Regions from separate parts of the Mus musculus genome. Here region 1 is linked to region 2. A link is a loop called in an ENCODE intact Hi-C map of the cell type or tissue named here. Cell type or tissue: left cerebral cortex. All regions are shown on one strand. Each heading gives the region's core, and the rest is flanking DNA. Links, peaks and the distances in the headings are about the cores only.

Evidence for each region. A loop is a pair of places that touch in the nucleus more often than their neighbours do. Peaks named below come from ENCODE experiments on the same cell type or tissue, not always from the same donor. Only the 100,000 strongest peaks of a DNase experiment are listed, where the experiment ranks them.
Region 1: a loop joins it to region 2, with 6 times the contacts of the local background. A loop is called at or near these places in 5 of 42 quality-filtered maps.

Annotation. Positions count from the first base shown.
Region 1 is chr1:98,188,287-98,196,229 of GRCm38, forward strand. Gm29461 (predicted gene 29461) reads left to right here. Exons shown (of 4, transcript NR_151613.1): 4 at 1-2,412. Among named protein-coding and RNA genes, the nearest start is that of Gm29461, 19 kb to the left of the region's middle. In left cerebral cortex, for the core only: no CTCF peak of the experiment used is centred there; DNase peaks (open chromatin) are centred at 2,093, 2,670, 3,144 and 3,990; H3K27ac peaks cover 3,423 bases.
Region 2 is chr1:97,823,286-97,831,228 of GRCm38, forward strand. It overlaps Pam (peptidylglycine alpha-amidating monooxygenase), which reads right to left. Exons shown (of 26, transcript NM_001357127.1): 24 at 2,552-2,755. Among named protein-coding and RNA genes, the nearest start is that of Gin1, 57 kb to the left of the region's middle. In left cerebral cortex, for the core only: no CTCF peak of the experiment used is centred there; DNase peaks (open chromatin) are centred at 4,499 and 4,929; H3K27ac peaks cover 987 bases.

The DNA.
Region 1 (7,943 bases), core at 1,349-5,348, 360 kb after region 2:
AAAATAATGATGTTCTAGGTTATGCCTATTTCTAAAATGTCCCCTTCCTTCCATGTCACTCGTCACATCCTTATTTACCAGCTTAGCTGTTCTAGTGCCTATGACCTCATTGGCCCGCTCTTACGGATTCATCACTTCCTTATCTGGCATCCAGCCTGGAATAACACACATTTTATTACTGAGAATATCCCATTATGTCAAATCAATAAAGGAATTATCATTTTTGAAGGGAGATGGAGCTACGCTGTAGTATGTTTCATTGCTTTCTGCCTCCCTGACTGGGCAAGTCACTTAGTCTTGAGTCTGAGCAAGTCTTAGCTGTAAATGATAATGATGACATTATGAACATTAAATATAGTGTTCACACATGTCCTGCATATAGGAAACACCTAAGAAATGACATTCATTGTTAATTTTTATGGATATATTATCCCTGTTAGATGGTCTTTCACTCTCATTATGCTCTTCTTTAGCTAATGGAAACTGGCATGAGGACCAGGTACATAGGAAGTACCTGATAAATATTTGAACCAGTAAGCATATAGGAAACAAAAAAGAGATAAATTAGAAGCGATATTTTGTGTGAGGGAATGGTGTAGAAGAGTTGAAAGGGACAAGAAATTAGAAATCTCTCTGATCTTACCAGAGGAAAGTCTTGCAGAGCATATTCAGTTTGATTGGCTAGTGAACTACAAGTTGGCACATTCAGGTTCAATGGTATCTGCTATGGTAAGGAGTGTGGGGATATAGTGTTTTGGGAGACAATGATATACTAAAAAAGTATGAGTAATGGATATTTTTAGAAAACCAGATTCATCCCTATGAACCCCGGTGATGGTTGGTCTTAATGTTAATTTGTCAGGAATTACAATCATGTGAGTAGGGAGTTTCACCTGAAGGATTGCCCTGATTTTCTCAGTGGGTGAGAAAAAACCTACTCCAGTGTGAATGGTTCCTTCTGGGAGCCGCCTAGATAAACAGAGAGCCTGGCACTGGGAACATTGTTCTCCTTTGTCCATACCTTCAGACACCAAGTGGGTTTCCCATTGCAGCCATGGCTGATGTCTCCAGGGATCGCAGAACCAGCATTTCCAGGCTTCATCACTGACCAAGGACTAGCCATTCTCCGGGAACGTTTAAGGTTTGCAGCTCCAGGTTAGGATTGCTGTGGCACCAGCCTCTGGGACTGAGTGCTGGGTTGTGGGCTTCTGGTGTGAGACCATGAGTGTGGGATTCACTCCAATTGCAGGTGTACCAGCCTTCAGTACTGAGTCACTGTGGGCTTCTCTGCTTCTAAGCTGATTTAAGGCATTCTTTTTACTATTCAGCTATAGGTTCTGCTGCTCTGGAGAACACTGACCTACTCAAACACTAATGACTTTAACATGTTAACATTTTTATTTGTTTATAAGAGGAACATGTGTGTGTTCACTACACCCCAAGGTTTTGAAAAAAAACTTGTCATACTGTGTATAGCCGTGTGATGAGATATTTTTGAGAAGGGAGGACTAGAGAAAGGTTTCACTTTGTTGCATAGGCTGGCCTTGAACTTGGGGTTATCCTTCTGCTACAACTTTTCAAGTACTAGGCTTAAAGGCAGAATCCACAAAACTCAGCATAAAGAAGATCCAGAGAAGATAGTCTATTCTGATGAAATGTAAGGGTGCCTTAAAGATGATGATTCATGACTTTAGAATAGCCATAAATCTTTGAGGAATGAGCAAACCAAAATTAGGAACATATGTCCCCTCTGCTCTTGGAATGGCACTTCCACGAGAGTCACCAGGAGTTAAATGGAATGATGACAAGCCACATATGGCACCAGATCTGTGCTAGATTAATAACAGTATGAGAACACAGTTAAACAGTGATAATCCCCTTGTTATCCAGTGTCTTTTCCCTTTCCAACAACCTCACAGTACATCGTTAAACACGCAAAAGACACTTGTTAATGGGGACAGCTGACACGCGAGGAGAAGCCATGTGGCCTATCTTTTGAAACAAGCTGAAGAGGCTGATTCTTCATTCACAGGACTGCAGAGGAGTCATTTGGAGATCAAAAAATGAGGCTAACCCTGACTAGCTTGAGGCGCTCCATCTGGCTCTGCCCCATGCTGTTGCCATAGCCACCCATCTCCTAGCAACAATGAATAGCATTTTCATGTCTCTACAGTGACAAAGCATGAGAGTGAAAAACATAAGTATGGCCACAATACACTAATAATCTTAGAGGTTATCTCATAAATTAAGTTCAATCTGAGGATCTGCATGAATATTTGATTTGGTGATTGTATTTTTCCTATGGTAGTCTTTTGTCTTGGTTTAAAATAAAGCAGCCTGACAGCCTGCTATTAAATATAAGATGACAAATACCATTACAAAGGGCACAATAAAGCTAAACTTTATTTTAAATCACACAGAAAAACAATCATCTTTTTAAATAACTGCCCATCAACATCTAGAACTCCGGGGACAAATGCCAGGGTGGGAAAACTCAGCCTTGGACTTAGAAGGAATATTCTGTCTTGACACATCCAGGCTCAGACAAGCCACCAGGAGCCTTTGCATCGAGCAAGGAGTCTCAGCTGAGGTAACTAATCAAAAACAGTAAAGAAGCTGAATAAAGAGAGAAGGAAAGGCCGTCTGCATCATGCTTGTCCTTGTGACAAAGTGAAAACCCGCATGACTCATCTAAGAGGATGCGGAGCTGTTTATTTCTAAAGGTTTGTGCCATACTTGAAGCATGCTTTATTTGAATATTCTGCCAGGAGAATTCCATTGGGATGGCGCCCATTGTTTCTTTTTTAATGAATAGTAACTCTCAACCAGAGAATGCTTTTACCAACCCTCTGGTCCCCACCTGAGAATGCAGAATTTTAGACAGCCACAGAGATGGAGATAGTGAAGTTTGAGGAAATTCTCATTTAAAAACATTTTTTTTTTCACCGTTTTTGTCAGCTACAGCTCATGACCCATCTCTTGTTTAGAAATAAGAATCTGTCACAGTTTGAATATTGCTTTCGTGATTTTTTTTTTTTTTCTATGAGAGCCTGGGCATTTGGTAAATGTCAGTGAAAGATGCAGGCAGTGAGAAGCCGCTTTAGGAATCCTACTGAGAGATTTCTCTGGAGGGGAAACAGCATCTAAACAATGAGGTCTGCAGAGTGGAATAAACAATCCAACACTTCTGCAGGCCATTATCATGTGTTTACACATTGCATGCGGAGTTGAGTTTAGCTGTGCTAACAGCTTTGTGAGAAGAAAATCCCCCCAAAATTAAATAATCAAAAGAGATAGGTGAATGCTGATTTTATGAAATAAACAGTGATTGAGGAGAGAAGAAAAACCAGCAGGACTCAGCAGGAAGCAAATTAATTCTTGCTGGAGATTTACTCTTCTCAAGAACTTAAATTGCCCATTTCCTAATCAGTACAGTTCTTGTATGTTGTTTCTTTTTCAGTCTTCCTAAATTTATTTCATGTTAGTGCTCTTTAATTTTTCACTCTATTGTTTTCTAAATTATAGTGTGAAACTCCAGTTCCTTGAGAGCCTCTGTGAAGTTCTGATCTCAGTTATTTACCATGCCTCTAATTTGATAACAGTAAAATTATTTTCCAATGATTACATTTATCTGTTTCATTTGCCCCTGCTTCAGAGAATGATGTAAGAGGAATACCTAATGTGCTTTCTTTTTTTCCCTGTGTCATTGGAATGATCCGTGACCCAGGCAATCCCATGTATTCATAATACTACTGTGTAAAAACTGAAGCAAAACTGTCTTAGTGTCCTTCCATGGGGAATGGCTGCTCAGTTACTGGCTCTTTCCATGTGCTCATGCTGTCGCAAGCAGGAAAAAGCACAAAATGTTGTTCTCCCAGCTAATTCTGCACACAGAGAAAGATGTCAACACACATTAAAACTGCAACCACATTTGAGAAGGCTCGCAGAACTCTGCAAATGCCATCGTTGTTTGCAGAGCTCGAGCTGCAGAGATGTCGTATGCTTTTCAATCTGCTTTTTACTCTTCTGCCGTCTTAAAATAAACCGTGTAATTCTGGCTCTTGGCTTTTGGATGTGAGTTATGCCATCAATCTGTTGTGATTCATTCACTACGTTATTTTAGGTCTGAATAGTTTGTCCTTTCTATAATAATCACTGTAGTGTTGCTTTTGCCTAGAGGAAGCTATGGTGTCTTTGGGACAAGCAGACAAGCAGAAAAGTGAGTGCAACAATGTGGTGTAAGCACTGGACATAAAAGCTTCCCTCCCACAGGTCTGTTGGCAGGTGGGAAAGTCTGAGTGGCACCTATATATTAACTCTGATACCAAATGATGAGTCCAGCCCTCCAAGTATGAGGAACTCCAAGTACTGAGTTCAGCACTCAGCTGAGTAGTGCCCTGTACTCTAGAAGAGATGTGTGAAATTCATCTTTGAGCCGATTAGCACATTCTACCAGTCTCCCTCTGCAAAGTCTATCTGCATTAAGGATCTTGAAGAAAGGGGAGAGTGTGACACATCTTTCAAGCATTAATCACCACTTCTTGTAACTATCAGAAGACAAAAGGGCTCTGCTGAATATCGAGAGAGCTGAATTAGTGCCAACTGTACAAATTACCAAAGGCGATGGAGAGAAGCCTTTGGCTTTTAATGGAAATTGAATCTTTTACAGCTAGCATGTTTTGAAGATGTCTTAATAATGGAAAAGATCAGAGGCATTCTTACAGGATGAGATGACGGTGACACAAAAGCCCTGAGACAGAATGAACATGACAGGACATTAGTCTTTGCAATGTCAGATCTTGCTGCTCCCAAGATCACCTGGCATTGAATTTGAAAAAGGTCAAATAGAGTAAAACAGTTTCAAAATAAGAATGGAGCCAGATCCTTTCAGGGTTGGATACAGGGCTGGTGAGATAACCATATCTGGCGTCTATAGTACATTATGAAATCCTATTCAGATTAGGATGTAATAGGGGAAGGACAGAATGTGTCTCAACATCTAACACGTATCTTTAATAAATATAGTATGGGAACTCCCATTTTTCTTTGTTTAATACATAATTAATTTATTTGTTTCTCTTCTCTATAATTGTCTAAAGTAGAGGTTTCAAGTAGGCACAAGTCTTGTATCTAAGTGGGATTAAGACATTGGGCCACTCTGTCTTGTTCTACCATCAGAAAGGACACCAAAGCTTTATTATTATTATTAATTATTATTATTATTATAAAGGTAACAGAGAATAGGCAGCTACTTCTTAGTGTAAGTAGCCCTACAATAACTTAATACTATACAAAGTAGGACATGCAGCTAGCTATCTAGAAAATGTGTTTTTGAATATTTGGACAGGGCAACAAATTATTAATTAGTCAATTCTAGAAATTAGAACCCTAGTCTTTTAAAGAGAGGCAAGAGACTCTCTTAAAAAGACTGTAAGATTCATTTTTTTTCATAATAGCTAGGAAATGGAAGCAGCCTAAATGTTCTCCAACTGATGAATGGATACTAAAAATGTGGCATGCATTTACTATTTAGCTATAAAAAAATGAAATCACAAAATAGGAAGGTAAATGGATGGAACTGGAAATGATCATATTGAATGAGGTAACCCAGACCTTGAAAGACAAATATCACATCTCATCTCTCATTTGGAGCTCAGAGTCTTTAAATAGGAATACTTACCTAGAGTAACTGAAGAAACCAGGAAAGTAAGAAGGGACCCTTGTGAATATGGGAGCAGGGGAGGGAAAGGTTGAATAGAGAGGGAGATAGTGGGGTTCAAATGATCTGAAATGGAAAATGGGAAAAATGGGGTGGCTCTAATTTGGAAATGGGGATGGAAATAAACACAGAAGAAGGAGGGTAAAATGACAGTGGGGAATGTGTAAAAAAGCCATAAATACTCATACTACTTATTACCTAAAACTACTTATAATACCTGAAATTCTGTTTATAAATATACATATACAGTATAAATGAAAACTTCATATCTGGACTTATAGTGCTACCCCAGGATCCAGAGACCATCTAATAAAACCCCAGATATCAAGCATGAGAAGTTGTGTTTTGAGGTTTTTGGTTAGGGTTGATCTAGAGACTCCCAGAACAATGAAGGGTATTGCCATTGCCCTTGGTTGCTCTTACAGGTAGAAGGTAAATCCCTGTTGCTGGAAAAAAAGTACATCTCAGACACAGTTCCCAGAAGCCCCTGAGCTGAATGTGGCTTGAAAACCTTGCTGAGGACTAGCGTTCATGGAACCAGAAGATGTCATGCAAGCTTTCAAAATAGAGATACAATTAACAGTCCTTCCCAGCTATGATTCCTATGAATCACACAAATGACCTGCATAGCAAGATAACCTTAAGAGTGCAATAGTGGCACACATACTTTGGTGGTAACCAATAGCTTTTTAATTGTATGAATGTAAGACCCACTTAAGAAGAGAAAACTCATGCCTGGTATTGAAAACCTAACCAAATAGGTGAATTTATTGTCAAAGACCAGCTTTGACATCCAGGCGAATTACGATTGGATGTAGAGTCATTTGCGGGGTGGGGAGCAGGCAAGGGCAGCAAATGCTGATGGTTCCTGACAATTAACTCTCTCTTGCTATTCTAGGGCCAGAGGTAATGGTTTTTGGCAATTGACTCCTGCTAATAACAGCAGGGCATTAGAAAAAGAAGTATAACTTCTTAGGGCTCTTTACTCTTTAACTCAGAGCCCCCACCCCTGAGCTTATTAACTCTTCTTTAACCAGAGAGAAAGGAAAAGAAAGTCACACACACTCACACCCACACCCACCCACACTCACACACACACACGCACACACATGCGTGCACACACGCGCGCGCGCGCACACACACACACGCACACACATGCGTGCACACACACGCGCGCGCACACACACGCACGCACACGCACACACATGCGTGCACACACACGCGCGCACACACACACACACACGCACACGCACACAATGATGCAGAAAGGAGGTACAGTTAGCTTTATTTTGCTTTCAGCTTTCTATAGCTTTTTAGAGAAAAGTTCTCTGTTTAAGAAAAATTACCTCATAGATAAAAATGTTACACAGGAGGGAGTTACAGCAGGATGCTGATTATAACTTCAAAGTAGTGTTTCATTCTATAAGCTCATTAGTTCAAAGCAGTGGTTTTACACGATCTTGCTTTATCATAGTGTACACCTATAACCTCATCCTTGGACCTGACCTAGAATGAAATTTTTTCCCATGATCATTAATTTGTTCTAAATCTATTCTATTTCCTGGTGCAATCTACATGATTGTAGTGCATGAAAGCTCGTTGTCCACCTTTCCATGAAGCCTTTTCTTCCTATTCCATGAGAAAGGGGCACATTCTATTCTTGATTCTGACTTTATTATATCTTTCTGGCACAACAATTTAAACCATCTTCTTAAACTTTCTATCAATTATTCTAACTTCCTAAATTTATTTGAATCAAATCAGGAATTCTATATATTCATTAATACATTGAAACATCTTTGTTTCATGAAAGTTCATCTTCATGTTGATTCTGTGAACCAATCTAACAGACTATAGGCAGAAAGGTCTTTCTTTGTCAATCACACCATATCAGAAAAGGAATGACAAACATGAGAAGGCACACCAGCAGCAAGAAGCAATCCTGGAACAAAGCACCTGGGGCTGTGCCTTTCCAGGGTTCATCCATTACAGCCATGCAAAATGGTAGACTGTCTCCAGGAAGCTTGCTTGTGTGCCACAACCTTCCCTCATGGCTTTCACCAATTTATGGATTTTACTAAACCAGCATAATTCCTAACTATATTCCAAACATTGTTCTTAAACACATGGATAAATGTTCACTTCTCATCAAGGAAAGTTCTCTTTGCAACAGAGAGAGACCTTTACAGAAAACCACAACTGACTGAAATGCAGAGTTGTGAAG
Region 2 (7,943 bases), core at 2,345-6,344:
CTGTAATTTTGATATTATCATTCCTTGAGCCTCAGTTTTCTTTTCTCCAAGAAATGAGAGATCATATCCATCTCTCCATATCTGTGACACATAAAGGGGTATATTATATGAAATGGTAAAACTGTGCTAACATCAACAATTTTTATTGGGATAGAATTAAGTTAGCAAAATAATATATACCAAAATTGGAAGCTTTTATTACAACCATTTAGGGATATCTGCGTTAAGCCTTACTCCTGTTAACAGCAGTGGGCAGGCTTATTTTGGATTTGGATGTGCTGTTCCTCATCTCAAGCCTAAATGAATGGGAATGACAGGAAACCCTGAACAATATCCATGACCTCTAGGTGAGCTCAGTCCTTCCTTCCCCTGGGGCGCCCATCTCCAAGATAAATCTTTTTTTTTTCTTTTTATGGGGGATGCAGAGCTCCCAAAGGACTCCCGCTGTCCCCTTGGGATGTCTCTTCCAACATGGCTTGCCTTGGCCTCCTGGTTTGCTCAGAGAAGCATTAGGGTGCAGGGCAGCTTCATGAAGAGAGCTAAAAGGCAGGTGGCAGCAGACAGGTAGAAAACAAGGCAGGGAAAGGAGGAGAGCTGTCAGAAAGCCAAAAATCAGACTCAGTTCCACAAAGACATAGTGCATTCCTTGGCCAATCGTGGGTGCCCTGTGCCCGCTTTGGTGCCTGGGTGGAACAGCAGTGGAATACATAACCAGGGTGTGTGGGATCAAGGAAAATCCTTCAGGAGGGTTTCTGAATAAAAACCTTAGATAAAATCCATTGGGAACAAAACAAAACAAAATAAAACAAAAAATCTTAGAAATAGTGACAGGCTAATGTACCATTCGGTGGAATGGAACAGAACTGCATAGAATTACAATGTCCCTAAAGAAAACATGGAGGGACAATGGCACTTTCCTATGGCTTGACCTAGGTTGCTACCTTCCCACATAGCTTTATGCTACAGTTCCATGTCTCTGAGAGCAAACAGGCAAACACGTCTTCCCGACTCTCTAAGCCACTTCCTCTCCTTTTTTGAGTTTCCTATCCCAGAGCCCCGCCATGTGCACAAGGCTCTATGCCCTCCTAACATCTGTTACAGTTTTCACTACAGTACATGGGCACCATCCCCTCTTATGGCTTTATAGATCACCTTGTCTGCCTCACCTACATTCTGAGTTTCATCTACTCATCTCTTTCTGTTTGTTTTTCAACAGTTATTGTATTGAACTGCTAGTGTGAAGAACTGCTATTTTTGAACTGCTATTTGTCCTAAGCACATCCATTAAATACCACATCTAACACGATTGTTCTCTTAAAGCTTATGCCTAATTAACTTCCTGGCTGTTTTCTGTTTTTCTTTAGACTTATGATAGTTTCAGATAGTCTTTTTTTGGGGGGCGGGGAGTTAACTATATTGTTTTCAAAGATTTATTTGAAGTAAATAAAAAAGTTAAGGAAAATCTAAGAATCATTACTTTCATAACTTATCAAGTGGAGCTTTCAACTGTTTATGTTTCAGTGTCTTTCTGTGTGTCGAGGCTTTCCCCATGGGTACCCCAATCCCTGCCCTGGCTATCTGGACCTCCATCAAGACCAGATTTTATTTCCTGATTGAAGTTAGCTCCCACACTGCCCCGCAGATTCCTTCCCAGATATAGTTATAGACATTTGCCTTAAGACTTGGAGGTTGCTACTTAAAGGTACAATATAAAGATGGCACCAATTAATTACTTGAATAGCCTGAATAGGTCTCATACTATGAAGGTTATTTTTAAAACTATTGACTTTGGTACTGGACCCTGCCTTGCTCAGTTAGGAAAGGCTAATGTTCAAACTTATGACTATTCAAAAAACAAGTGGTTTGTTAGGTCATGGGGATTCTGGATAAAGCAGAGTCTTGAGAATGGTCCTCTCTTTTTATTTCTCTATCGCCAAGATTACTGTTTATACTCGCTAATGGTATTCGGTACATAGTAGGTCCTAGAAACCTGGTAAATGTTTAATGACCATTACTACGTTACTTCATTTTTACACAACCTCATCTTTTACTCTCATTTTGTCCATGAAGAAACTGGTTTAGAGAGATGAAGTAACTTGCCCAACGTCATGCAGCTAGAAGCTAGAGTCAATCTGATGGGGAAAGAACACAGCCTCAAGATTCCCAACCCAAGTATTGTGAGTGCCGGCTCATTCCTAATAGCAGGGTATGTTCTTCTCTGTGATCTGCAAGATAATTTATAGTGGACCTACAACCTCACAGCTTTTTTATGGTGATATTATTTGGGCTTAAGCCACTGCTAAATGGCAATGGAAGAAGGTATAATATAATCAAACTACAAAAATTTCAGAGGCTCCAGATATACATTATATTCAATAGTAATTATAATTACCTTTTGAGACACAGACAATAATATCATAAAAAGGCAGAGCACATGTAAACCAATCTAAGTCAAACCAAACAGATAAATCACAACGAGGTTCCTAGTGATAATTAGGCCAGACATGCTTTCAAAGGCAGGTTCCAAATTTAAGGGGCTCATTTTACTTGCCTCCAAAGGCCCTTGATTTTTTCCATCGAATAAACATGGCAATGGCCAGCAGGACAACCACAGGGATAACCAGAAGGGTTGTAATGAGAACCACAGGCACTCCCGAGCCTGGATCTTTGATCAGTTTCTTTTTCTCCTGCATCTTCTGCAATTCTGAGGAGGTGGGTTTGTTCTTCACTTTGGGTTCAACAACTGCCTCGGCTTCTTCAGGGAAAGAAGAGTTCACAGTATGCAATTGATTGAAATATTTCAAACCCTCTCACCCATCCCTGCCCAGTCAAATCAACAATGGTTCTCCAAGAACTTGTTGAGACCACTGGATGTGGGGTCGTGTTGTTGTCTATGACGTCAAGAGCAGTTATGGTGACTACTATATAGTTTTCACCTTCCCAGTGGTAATCTTTGATACACCTCTACTTCCCTCTTCAGTCTATAAAATAGATATCATTTTGCATTTTTTCAAGTTTAAGATACATTTACAAGGTTAAGATCACACACTTCATTGTGTAGAGAAAGGAGCTGGTGAGCATTCTGGAGTCAATCATGGTTGAACTCAGGTGTACTAGCAGAATAACTTTGGGCAAGTTAGTTATCTTGGTATTACAAAATCTCATTTGGAAAGCTGTGGTCTAATCTGCTTCATAATATTGTTAGATTTAAACGTGGGTCACAAAGAAGGTGTTTAATAAGTATTTGGTTCATTATATCTTTTAGTTTCTGAATCACTTTTATGTATTGTGAAGTTTTAGTACTCTATGTAGTGTTAGACATTAATTCTAGACTGACAAAGACAAAAATCAACAGTCCCTTTGTGTTCTTTTATATGGATCTCAGCAAGGTATAAGTGCAATATATATCATTTTATTGGTAATGAATATAAGAGGAGCTGGATAGATATCAGGCCTAATACACCATTGAGAAAGAGATCCGATGAAGCTATAGAAGCTACTGCAGGGGCTGCAATAATCATTGACTTCAAATGAGTCTGGGCTTTGAGCCATTCCCAAGAAGCATGTAGGTATCTGGGTATAGCAAACTGTAATGTGCAACAGTTAAGAGTTTAGCCAGAAGTTACAGTCCTGTTTGCTAAAAGGCTTTCCAAGGCTTCCAGAATCTGAATTCCTCACTTTATGATTCTCTGTTTCAATACAAAATACACTGCATGCTGCAGAGAACGCCAGCCCTCAACAAACTGGCAGGAATAGATTGTTTAACACAATTGGGAAAATTGGTTCCTGTTCTGTATATGTAGATGGTTTAACCGCTTGCTGGATACATGTTTCTGACATCCCCCAGGACACTTCACATCGAGTTTATGATATAAACACGCGGAGGATGGACACTTACTGCTTCAGTGTTCTGAGCTGTCTTCTTTTCCACTGTCAGCTACAGTCACTGAGCACTTGCACTGTACTGGGCCTTGCTCTCCTTTAATCCACACACAAAGCTCGTGAGCAGGCGCTACTGTTACCATTTTGCTGACCGCCTTAAAGTCTCCACTTTGTTCCCTCTACTTCACAAAAACAGAGACTACACCGTCACATGTTCACTTGCTTGGCTCTCAAAATTTAAGGAGGATGGAAGAGAAAGGATTGGTTCACGGACCTGACCACTGTTCTGCCATCTCCTTTGTTACCACAGAAAATATATACACAATTATTTTATATCTAAACTTGTTCCATATTTAAACAGGAAAAAAGTTGCAAAAATGGAATCATGGGGTTAAATATCATGAGACATATTTGTATCCTGGTATTCAAGAATGTGTGTATTGCCTTTACAAGAAAGGCCTGCTTCTATTTGAAAGCTGTATACACTAGCAGGATTATTTGCCAGTCTTTTCTATTGGTTACTTCCTGCTTTTGCTACGATGTTTATGCCAATCTGCACCGTGTACCATGGATGAGGCAGAGCCAAGGCTGAGCTATATTAAACAGATGATGTTTGTTACAGACTGAATCAGCCTAGCATTCAATGAGAGCAGATGAGACACAGCAATTGAACTTGCTAAGTTACACCCCACTTGAGACATTCTTGGCTTCCACAGTTCTGGTATTTTGGATATAATCTACTAAAAATTCTTGATCATCCTAACATTTGGAATAAACTGAAATATTTTTAAGTCCTAAAAAGGTTCTATTTTTTCTGAAGAGGTTTGTTTTAAAATGTCTCAGAGTCTTAGGAAGAAAAGCAATATTGCTGTTCCGAGGGGACTGTGTAGGTAAAATGAAAAATCCAACACAACACCACAGAAGAGCCTGGGAATCCCATTCAAATAATGCGCAATCCACATTATATCACTTTACTCTTTATCTGAAATTTCTTTATTACATGTTTCCATATTTTGGAGCATCCCTGGTGAACAGGTGTGAAGAAGTATAAAGACTCTAAAATTAGCCTGTGCCTGAGTTTCTGGAGATACAGGGGAACAGAACACGATGCTCTCTTAGCGCTTAAGATGCCACATGCAGCCTCCCTAGAATATCAGTGCCTCAGAGTCTTATAAAATCAGCAGCTCTCATAACATCTCTTGCTGTACAGAAATAAACATGGTATTATAAGCCGAACGGTAAGTATTTTTTTCTTCTTCTCCAAAGCAATGCTTCTTAAAGGGGGAGTTATCTGTACTCCTTTGTGGGGGGCAATCACATAGTATTTGTATATCTCTATTATTTTATTTCTCTATTTATTTTGCCTTTGCAAAACAAAATTTTAAAAGTACCTTTAAAAAAACCTTTTAAATCTTAAACACATTTTGGTTTATTCCAAATGTTAGAATAATCATATATTTTCAGTAGATAACATCCAAAATACCAGAACCGTGGAAGCCAAAAATGTCTAAGGTGGCATGTAACTTAGCAAGTTCATTGCTGTGTCATCTACTTTCTATGAATATCAAACTGACTCTTTCAGTTCTATAACTAATGTCATACATGTAGCTGTGTGTATGCATGTTTGCATGTGTGTTAATGCGTGTGTGTGTGTGTGTGTGTGTGTGTGTGTGTGTGTGTGTATGTGTGTGTGTGTAGACCTAAAGTCACAGTGTGTGTTTAGAGACATGAAATCTTCCCCACACCCTGGCACCCACATTGCAGACTTTCTTCTTTAATAAAAGCAGTTGGAATAATGAACAGGAAGAGAGGTACATTCTTAATGGAGTAATACAACAACTGTTACCTAGCTCATAACAGATACGACTGAAGGATGAAGATTTTAGAAAATGCATTAGCATGTAACTTCAGAAAACAAGAGAGCTATATCCAGCATGCGGGAGCTTCATTCTCGTGCACAGTCCACTTTCGCCCTCTCAGCTCCTTCCAAAGGCTTCCCTCAATAAGGCCCAAGAGGCTCGGAGCACTTGACAGCTTTCTTTGTTTTTCTTTCTCTCTACTTGGAGACTGATCATGATTGTCACCTTCACCTGGTGCAGGGACAGTGAGCTATGCATTTTATTCCTAGTGACTCTATTTGAAATTTAAAACCCTTCCCAGTTCACTTATTTCTGAAACTTCTTTGAAATGTTGGTTCTGCAACCTTGTGATAATTGGTCAATTATATGAACACTCATGGTGAGAAGTATCATCAAAAGTAGCTCATTTTTAGAGTTATAAAATTAATAAACACCCATGCTGCCAACTATGAATCTGCTTTGGCCTTTGTTATAAAGGTTAGCATCATGATTTTGATAAGCAATAGTCTCTAGAGATCCAGCATGATCTATATTCCTTTTATAATACACATATAATCTTATAAAAGGATGAGAATTATTTGGGTGTTGGGAACAGAGTATGTCCATTTGAGTTGGGATATTCCTGACTAGGAAAGCTGGACTTTCAAGGCAGACGTTTTAGTAAAATTTATTATTTCAACTTCTGGGTTCTGCCATACGACAGGGATGCTTTCCATCTAAATGGATTAATTGTTTTCTTTTCATCCAGCAGCCAAGGTGAGGTCAGAGGTCAGGATAATCGGGCACGTTCTCAACATGATAACTAGTATATTACCATCAAGATTGTTCTGGTAGAACATATTATAACAGAAACAGATGAAAATAGAAAATTCTAGAGATTTCAACATACACTGCAGATCATTCCTAACTTGTAAATTCTTGGATTGATGCACTGATCAAGAGCACAGGATTTGATATCAAACAAACTTGCCTTTAAAACTTGACTTAAACATGTATTGTCTCCTTAGTAATATCTATCCTTGTTTCCTCAGATATAAGATGTATATCACATTGCTAATATAATGATTTCATTTGATAATTTTTGTATTGTCCATGTAGAGTGATCCAATAATAGCTGTTATTAGCAGCAATATCTCTTATAAATTATCTCTTTATTTGAGGATTAAACCTAACATCAATAATACTATGTAAATCGCAATGATTTTTTTTTTCTTTTTTCTTTTTTGGAGACAGGGTTTCTCTGTATAGCACTGGCTGTCCTGGAACTCACTCTGTAGACCAGGGTGGCCTTGAACTCAGAAATCCACCTGCCTCTGCCTCCCAAGTGCTGAAATTAAAGGCATGTGCCACCACTGCCAGGCGAATCGCATTGATGATTTAAGACTTGTGTCTGTATTTGAGTAACAGGAATACCACTCAGTATTTGTCCCTTAGGTAGAATCTCTACAAATGCCAAACAGTGCCATTTATTTTTGCTACAATGTTAGCTCTCACAATGCTGAGCTGAGCCTGCTGCTAACTTTCCTTTCTGCCTATGTCAACTTCCTTTTGCTTGTGGCTTCTTCACACATCTTTACAAACTACTTTCTTGAGCAAGAAAACAAGTGAGTAAGAAAACAAAGATGCTTGGACTTCGGTCTGAACCTCTTCACCTGGGGGTTCAATCTGAAGAATGGAATTGATTTGTGACTTAAAGCATGGCGTGTCCAACAACAAACACCAGTCAAAAGCCTACATTGTCGAAAAAGTACAAACTCAAAGTGGCTCTTGGGAAAAGTGACTAGTCAGAGATTCTGAATGGGAATAGGAGCCACTCACCGGGAGCTAAACTCATTTCAGATACTGTGTGTCAATATGGATGGGGCCATGGAGATGTGTGCAGTGATTTCCCTGAGGTCAGGTGTCTTGTCATTTCTCTCAGGTTTACTACATTGCTGTTTACAAAGGCCCCAGTCAATCTTGTTGGCTCTGAGGTACTACGTCACGAGTTGGTGGGCATGCTAATGTTTCCTATCAAATAGAAGTTACCCACTAAGGTTTTTCACTTGTGTACATGAGAGTTCACGCCGGCTTTTCTAGCATACCAAAAATCCTTTTTTTTCTTTCTACCTTACAAAAAGTCAAAAATACTTCCCAATACAACTAGCTGAATCTTTTCCTTTCTGCATATCTCTCTTGCTCATTATAGATTTCTTAAGTCCT